2 separate regions of the Homo sapiens genome follow, and region 2 is linked to region 1. Evidence: chromatin contacts called from ENCODE Hi-C or POLR2A ChIA-PET data. All regions are on one chromosome and are shown on one strand. The core of a region is the stretch at or near the end of the contact, and the rest is flanking DNA. Distances in the headings are between cores, read along the strand shown.

What was found. A loop is a pair of places that touch in the nucleus more often than their neighbours do. ChIA-PET counts read pairs that join two places held with the same protein, here RNA polymerase II (POLR2A). Pooled maps may share reads with other maps.
Region 2: a map with no recorded cell type shows a loop between it and region 1 (8-fold over the local background). The contact joins the promoter of CHST5 here to the promoter of CHST6 in region 1. A Hi-C loop is called at or near these places in 8 of 168 maps with a recorded cell type or tissue (K562, heart left ventricle, heart right ventricle and 4 more), 8 of 37 single-sample maps with no recorded cell type and 5 of 50 pooled maps. POLR2A ChIA-PET finds 5 or more read pairs at or near these places in 8 of 52 experiments (GM12878, H1, HEK293 and 5 more).

What each region holds. Positions count from the first base shown.
Region 1 is chr16:75,493,703-75,498,052 of GRCh38, forward strand. CHST6 (carbohydrate sulfotransferase 6) reads right to left here and starts at 1,739. Exons shown (of 3, transcript NM_021615.5): 1 at 1,238-1,739. RefSeq lists an enhancer at 1,133-1,312 and a silencer at 1,613-1,942.
Region 2 is chr16:75,533,684-75,538,033 of GRCh38, forward strand. CHST5 (carbohydrate sulfotransferase 5) reads right to left here and starts at 2,425. Exons shown (of 4, transcript NM_024533.5): 1 at 2,361-2,425; 2 at 1,444-1,726. It overlaps TMEM231 (transmembrane protein 231), which reads right to left. Exons shown (of 7, transcript NM_001077418.3): 7 at 3,058-4,350.

The sequences.
Region 1 (4,350 bases), core at 489-2,988:
GTCTTTGAATGAGGAAAACCCAAGGACAATGGCTCTACCAGATTCAGGTGCCCCAGTGCCCCAGCAACAGAATGTGGCAGGCACAGACAGGGTCCCCACAAGGGCAAACAAAACAGAAGACGCTGGAAAGTCATGGCTAGAGGCCTGGCTTGTGTTTTTTCTGAGATGGAGTCTCGCTGTTGTCCAGACTGGAGTGAAGTACCGCAATCTCAGCTCACTGCAACCTCCGCCTCCTGGGTTCAAGTGATTCTTCTGCCTCAGCCTCCCAAGTAGCTGGGATTACAGGCACTCACCACCATGCCCAGCTTATTTTTGTATTTTTAGTAGAGATGGGGTTTCACCATGTTGGCCAGGCTGGTCTTGAACTCCTGACCTCAGGTGATCCACCTGCCTCGGCCTCCCAAAGTGCTGGGATTACAGGCGTGAACCACTGCGACTGGCCTTAGAAGCTTGGCTTCTGAAGCCGGATTGGGTTCAAATCCTGTCTCTACTACCAGTGAGGGGTGTGACTTAGAGCAAGTCACTCTCTGGCTCTCTATACTCCAGTTGACTCTGTTTGTAGAACAAAGCCAGAAAAGTTCCGGCCTCTCAGGCTGGAGAGGAGCCCAGCCCCAGCTCCCGGAGCAGCATAGCACCCTCAGAGGCCCTGGTACTTGGCCTACTCGCTTGTGGGTTTAAGTCAGCCAACTCCTTTCTGCTCTTCAGGCCTCAGTTTTCCCATCCTCAAAAATGGGAAACTTGACTGCCTTGCCTCTGTGAAAAAGGGAGGAGAAAGGAAAGTCAACATTTGCTAGGCACCTGTCCTGAGGCCCAGAGGGCCTGTCCTGAAGCCCAAGATGAAGCCGTCAGAAGCAGTGACGCAGGACTCCAATTCCCCTGGGTCTGGTTCCAAATCAACCCGCCAAGCTACCGTCTCTCAATAATTCTATGGAAAAAGCCCTTGGAGAGCTTTTGAAAGTCATGTCCTTTGAAACTCAAGTATCGAGACAAAAGGGGTTCTCCCCTCGCAGTGAGGATTCTCCTGCGCAGCCGAAGCCCCAGCAAGACACTTCCAAACCGGCGCCAACAGCGGCGATGCCCTTTCCACGTTGCTGATGGAAAAGCCACTCCCAGCTCTTCCCGCCACCCCAGGTCCCCGGTGCAGGACAGAGGAGCGTCCCCAGCTGTGCCACCAGCCCGGCCCCCAGCCGACCCGAGTGTGGGGACATCCCCCGCGGAGAATGAAGAACCAACGTACCCCAAAGCTTGGCGGCTCTGCCCGAGCTGCAGCGGCACGGTGGGGGACGCCTCTCTCCCTGGACTCAGCAAAGGCTCCCAAACGTCGTCTCTTCCAAATTCCACCGCACAGCCAGCTCTTTCTCTTCACTGGGAGGGTCCGCAGGGGCTGACTTGCTCCTTAAGGTCCCAAGACTATTAAGCGACACCCGGTGAGGCCGGGAAAGGGGCTCTAAGAGGCATGGACGAGAGTTGGCGGTGACCAAGCCACTGGAAGCTCCTGGAGACTCGAGGTAGAACGAATGTGGGAACAGGGCAGGAGTCCCAGAATGGGATGTTGAGGCTGGGGGTGTCCTGGGGCTACCACAGGGAAGGACCCGGCGCAGAGCTCCCTCTGGAACCCGGCACTGCGGCCCGCGCCCTCTACTCCCCGCGCGCCGGCCGGCAACCCTCGGCGCTGCCCGGTGCAGCCCGCCCGAGCGCACACAATGAGGCGCTTTCAGACGTGGCTGCGGTCCCGAGGTGGCCAGCGGGAGCTAGCGCCGTGGGGGAAGGAAGGAGCCGGTTGGCCCACCCCCGACCGAGGGGCCACGCCTCGGGGGAGGGGCGCCGGCCGAGGGCGGGGCAGGAGGGCCCAGGTGGGCTGGGGCTCTGAGAGGCTCAACTTTTAGCCCAGAATGTCAAAGGGCGCTGGCAGAGTCACCTCTCATCTGACTACAGAGGAACGTTGTACCCCACCCCACCCCAAATCCCCAGAGAAGGGGGGCTCCTGGGAGGACAAAGGCCCTAGTGAAGGAAGTCGAATCTTAATCTTGACCCTCCTCACTCTCGGGGGCATCCTTGCGGCGAGGTGACTTGGAATCCAAACCCTTCCCAAGGCCACGGCACCTGGATGACACATGGACCCGGTGCAGTGTCCCAACTGGGAAGAGCGGAGAGACCAGGTGGCCTTAGGAGCTGGGTCCGCAGCTTTTCCCCTCCTCCTGCGCATTCCCTGCCCTAGCCTAGGCCCAGAGGCGCAGGTTCATAGCAGGTCCAGATAAAGACATGATACGTTTCAATAAATAAGATATTTCCGGCCAGGGCTGGGCGCGGTGGCTCACGCCTGTAATCCCAGCACTTTGGGAGGCCGAGGCGGGCGGATCACGAGGTCAGGAGATCGAAATCATCCTGGCTAACACAGTGAAACCCCGTCTCTACTAAAAATACAAAAAAATTAGCCAGGCCTGGTGGCGGGCACCTGTAGTCCCAGCTACTCGGGAGGCTGAGGCAGGAGAATGGCGTGAACCCGGGAGGCGGAGCTTGCAGTGAGCCGAGATCGCACCACTGCACTCCAGCCTGGGCGACAAAGCGAGACTCCCTCGCAAAAAAAAAAAAAAAAAATCCGGCCAGGCGCGGTGTCTCACGCCTGTAATCCCAGCACTTTGGGGGGCCGTAGTGGGTGGATCACGAGGTCAGGAGTTCGAGACCAGCCTGGCCAACAGGGTGAAACCCCGTCTCTACTAAAAATACAAAAATTAGCCGGGCGTGGTGGCAGGCACCTGTAATCCTAGCTACTCAGGAGGCTAAGGCAGGAGAACTGCTTGAGCCCAGGAAGCGGAGGTTGCAGTGAGCTGAGATTGCACCACTGCACTCCAGCCTGGGCGACAGAGCGAAACTGTTTCAAAAAAAAAAAAAAAAAAAATCCCCTTTACAAATAACAGGGCAGAGCCCAGGCACCTGAAAAGGATGAAGCATTTCTAGGTCTTGTCAAATTAGTGATGGGATCTTAATCAAGAACTCCCTGCTGCTGGGAGAAGAAATAAGCAGTCCTTCCTGGTTGTGGTTTGGCAAGATGAATTAAGATTCTTGACAATGGTCGTAAGCTTTTCGGATTGGTAATTCCTTTCTAGGAGCTATCTTAAGGAAATAAACCAGAAACAAGGATTTATGTACAGGGTTCATATAAGTGTTGTTCATGATTTTGATACTGATTTTTTTTTCAGATGGAGTCTCACTTTTGTAGCCCAGGCTGGAGTGCAATGGCAGGATCTAGGCTCACTGCAACCTCCGCCTCTCGAGTTCAAGTGATTCTCTTGCCTCAGCCTCCTGAATAGCTGGGATTACAGGTGCCCACCACCACGCCAGGCTAATTTTTGTACTTTTAGTAGAGACAGGGTTTCACCATGTTGTCCAGGCTGGTCTCGAACTCCTGAGCTCAGATGTGATCTGCCCGCCTCTGTCTCCCAAAGTGCTCGGATTACAGGCATGAGCCACCGTGCCCGGCCTGTTCATGATTTTTAAAAAGTTAGAAATAGTGTATGGGATAGAAAGATGTGTGCCAGAAGGCCAACCATAACTCTGGGTAGGGGATTGGCCGGCAATCATTATTTTCCTTAGGATCATGTAATTTACATTTCCTTAATCAGTATTTAGAAGTTATCTGGCCAGAAAGCTCCAAAACCTCTTTACAAAGCATGAATAAGGAGAGGGGGCAAGGATGTGGAGGATAAGGTAAGAGGGACGCAAAGAGAGAGAATTGCTTTAATAAGCTTCAAGATGGGCACTCAGTGGGGCATTAGACACCTCACCTGCTTTGGCAGAAACTGGACTAATCATTTGGAAGAATTAGAGATTTCTCTCCCACAAAACAAATTCAATAATTATCTCAAATATGACTTATCTATGGCTTCAGCTCAGTTGATAAAATCCTGTGTATTTCTTACCTTTCTTCCTCCTGCAACTATGCTGTGTGGTTCAGTTTCAGAAACTACCAATAAATGATCCGTAAATAATTTGATATTCACCAGACACAGTTGTAATTTTCCAACCCGCAGCTCCCATATGCCATGTGGATTCCACTAAAAACTAATATACTTGGGGTTGGACCAGGAAACTTTTGCCAAAGAGCTAACAAAAGCTCCAAGGTCTTTGGGCAGAGCCGTGGCAAAGCAAGGCTACTGGTGAGTAACTCGGAGAAGTGTGCTCAACTTCAGCCCTCCCTATTCTTCCTCCCTCCAAAGCCTTGCTTCAAAAATAGCTAATACAACCTTCCATGTTGAACATTTTAATTAGAAAGCTACAGAACATAATGGATTCTTTATACAAGTTTTGCATTCAAATAATTTAATAAAATGCAAACCAAAGTTTATACGT
Region 2 (4,350 bases), core at 1,175-3,674, 41 kb after region 1:
CAAAATGCAATTCTTGACTGCCTTGCCTCTGTGTAAAAGGAGAGAGAAAGGAAGTCAACATTTGCATTTGCTAGACATTGGACACAGTGGCTTACGCCCGTAATCCCAGCACTTTGGGAGGCCTAGGTGGGTGGTCACCAGACGCCAGGAGTTCAAGACCAGCCTGGCCAACAAGGCAAAACCTATCTCTACTAAAAATACAAAAATTAGGCCAGGTCTGGTGGCAGGTGCCTGTAATCTCAGCTACTTGGAGGCTGAGGCAGGAGAGTAGCTTGAACCCAGGAGACACAGGTTACAGTGGCCGAGATTGTGCCATTGCACTCTAGCCTGGGCAACAGGAGCAAAACTCCATATCAAAAAAAAAAAAAAAAAAAAAAAAATTAGGCCAGGTGCGGTGACTCATGCCTGTAATCCCAGTGTTTTGGGAGGCCAAGATGGGTAGATCACCTGAGGTCAGGAGTTCAAGACCAGCCTGGCCAACATGGTGAAACCCCATCGCTAAAATTAGCTGGGCAGAGTGGCTCATGCCTATAATCCCAGCTACTCGGGAGGCTGAGGCAGGAGAATCACTTGAACCCAGGAGGTGGAGATTACAGTGAGCCGAGATGGCACAATTGCACTCCAGGCTCTGTGACAGAGTGAGACCCCATCTGAAAAAACAAAAACAAAAACAAAAATTTGGGCCCAGTGCCATGGCTCACGCCTGTGATCCCAGCACTTTGGGAGCCTCAGCGGGGCGGATCACCTGAGGTCAGGAATTGGACAGCCTGGCCAACATGGTGAAACACCGTCTCTAGTAAAAATACAAAAATTAGCTGGGTGTGGTGGCGGGCGTCTGTAATCCCACCTACTCCAGAGGCTGAGGCAGGAAATCACCTGAGCCCAGGAGACAGGTTGCAGTGAGCCAAGATCAGGCCACTGCACTTCAGCCTGGGTGACAGAGCGAGACTCCGTCTCGAAACAAACAAACAAACAAACAAACAAAAAAACATTTCCTAGGCACCTGTACTGTCCTGGGGCCCAGAGGGCCTTTCCTAAAGCCTAACATCAAGGCCCTAGAGGCAGTGAGGCACGACTCCACTTCCCCTGAGTCTGGTTGCAAATTAACTCACCAAGCTATTTTTTCTCAAGAATTTCATGGAGAGCTTTTGAAAGCCACACCCTTTGAGACCCAAGTATGGAATAAGAACCCGCACCCCGACCCCTGCCCTGCGCAGTGAGGATTCCCGCGTGCAGCCGAAGCCCCAGCAAGACACTTCCAAACCAGCGCTAGCAGGGGAGATGAACTTTCCACGTTGCTGATGGAAAAGCCACCCCCAGCTCTTCCCGCCAACCCAGGTCTCTGGTGCAGGACAGAGGAGCGTCACAGCTGGGCCACTGGCCCGGCCCCCAGCCCAACCGAGTGTGGGGACACCTCCGGTGGAGAATGAAGAACCAAAGTACCTCAAAGCTTGGCGTGTCTGCCAGAGCTGGAGCAGCAGCCAGAGGGACGCCTCTCCCCCTGGGCTCAGCAAAAGCTCCCAGACGTCGTCTCTTCCAAGTTCCACCGCACAGCCAGCTCTTTCTCTTCACTGGGAGGTTCCGCAGGGGCTGACTTGCTCCTTAAGGTCCCAAGACTATTAAGGGACACCCAGTGAGGCTGGGAAAGGGGCTCTAAGAGGCATGGACGAAGAGTCGGGGGTAACCAAGCCACTGGAAGCTCCTGGAGACTCGAGGCAGAGCGAATCTGGGAACAGGGCAGGAGTCCCAGAATGGGATGTTGAGGATGGGGGTGTCCTGGGGCTACCACAGGGAAGGACCCGGCGCAGAGCTCCCTCCGGAGCCCGGCACTGCGGCCCGCGCCCTCTACTCCCCGCGCGCCGGCCAACAACCCTCGGCGCTGCCCCGCAATCTTCAGCGCTGCCTGGTGAGGAGCTTTCAGACGTGGCTGCGGTCCCAGGGTGGCCGGCGGGAGCCAGGGAAATGGGAGAAGGAAGGAAGGAGCAGGTTTTGCCCCCAGCTCCCTCTCCCCACCCCCGACCGAGGGGCCATGTCTCGGGGAGGGGCGCTGGCCGAGGGCAGAGCAGGAGGGCCCAGGTGGGCTGGGGCTCTAAGAGGCGCACCTTTTAGCCGGGGATGTCAAAGGACGCTGGCAGAGTCACTTCTCATCTAACTGACCACAAATGAACGTTGTAACCCTTCCTCACCCCCCCAATCGCCAGAGAACCTGGGAGCTCCTGGGAGGACAAAGGCCCTAGTGAAGGAAGTCGAATCTTAATCTTGGCCCTCCTCGCTCTTGGGGGCATCCTTGCAGCCAAGGGACTTGGAATCCAAACCCTTCCCAAGGCCCCAACCTCAGCCCTAAGCCAAGACCCAGGCACCTTGATGACACAGGAATCCGTGCTGCCTCCCGGTGCAGTGTCCCAGCTGGGAGGAGTTGAAAGACCAGGTGGCCTTAGGAGCTGTGCCCTCCCTGCCCTAGCCTCCGCCCAGAGGCGCAGGCTTGATAACATGTTCCAATGAATACAGGATATGTTTCAGTAAATAAAAGCTCCCCACCCACCCCTTACAAATAACAGCTCAGCCTGGCCTGGTGGCATATGACTGTAATCCCGGCACTTTGGGAGGCAAGGCAGGCAGATCACTTGAGGTCAGGAGTTCAAGACCAGCCTGGTCAACGTGGCAAAACCCCATCTCTACTGAAAATACAAAATTTAGCCGCGCATGGTAGCACATGCCTGTAATCCCAGCTACTAGGTAGGCTGAGACAGGAGAATAGCTTGAACCCCGGAGGTGGAGGCTGCAGTGAGCGGAGATGGGGCCATTGCACTCCAGACTGGGTGACAAAGCGAGACTCCATCTCAAAAACAAAGAAACAAACGGGCAGAGTCCAGTAATCTGAAAAGGATAGAGCATTGGGAGGTCCTTTAATCCATGGTGGTATCTGAAACGAGGAGTCCCTGCTGCTGGGAGTAGAAATTAGCAGTCTTTCCTGGCTGTGGTTTGGCAATGAATTAAGATCCTTAACAATGGTCATAAGTTTTCTGAATGTATCTTAAGGAAATAAACCAGCAACAATGATTTCTACACAAGGTTTATAAAAGTGTTGTTTGTGATACTAAAAAGGTTACATACAACAAAAAAGATTAGAAAGATGTGTGCCAGAATGCCAACCATAATAACTTCTGTGATCAAACTGCTGTGATCCCAGCACTTTGGGTGGCCAAAGCGGATGGATCACTTGAGGTCAGGAGTTCGAGACCAGCCTGACCACCAGGGTGAAGCCCTGTCTCTACTAAAAACACAAAAATTAGCCGGGCATGGTGGTGGGCACCCGTAATCCCAGCTACTCGGGAGGGTAAGGCAGGAGAATCACTTGAACCTGGGAGGTAGAGGCTGCAATGAGCTGAGATCATGCTGCTGCACTCCAGCCTGGGTAACAGAGTGAGACTCTGTCTCAAAAAAAAAAAAAAAAAAGAAAAAGAAAAAGAAAAGAAAAACCACCTACTGGGTACTATGCTTATTACGTGGGTGATGAAATAATCTGTACACCAAACCCCCAGGTTGTACAATTTAGCTATATACGAAACCCATACATATACCCCATGAGTCTACAATAAAAGTTGGAAGGAAAAAAAAAAAAGAAATAATTGCTTTATTAGCCTTACATGATGGAATATTAGGGGGGCCTCATCTGACTTAAGCCGAAACTGTACTAATCATTTGGCAAAATCAGGAGTCTTTCTGCCTCCAAATATTCAGTAATAACATCAAACCTTAACTTAGCTATGGGTCGGAGCTGAGTTAATAAAATCCTCTATATTTCTTTTTTTTTTTTTTTTTGAGACGGAGTCTAGCTCTGTTGCCAGGCTGGAGTGCAGTGGCGCAATCTCGGCTCACTGCAACCTCCGCCTCCAGGGTTCAAGCGATTCTCCTGCCTCAGCCTACTAAATAGTTGGGATGACAGGCACGTGTCGCCACACCCAGCCAATTTTTGTATTTTTAGTGGAGATGGGGTTTCACCATGTTGGCCAGGATGGTCTCGATCTCCTGACCTTGTGATTCACCCACCTCGGCCTCCCAAAGTGCTGGGATTACAGGCGTGAGCCACCGCTCCCGGCCTCTTGCTTTTTATTTACCTCTTGCAGCTATGCTGTGATTCAGAGTCAGAAACTATCAACATCTGGTCTGTAAATAATTTCATATTCACCAGACACAGTCATAATTATCCAACACGTAGATTTCACATGGCATGTGAATCCCACTGAAAACTCATCTACCTGGGGAAGAACTAGGGGACTTTCACCAAAGACCTCATGGAAGTTCCAAGGTCGTTAGGCAGAGCCTTGTAAAGCATGGCTGTAGATGAGT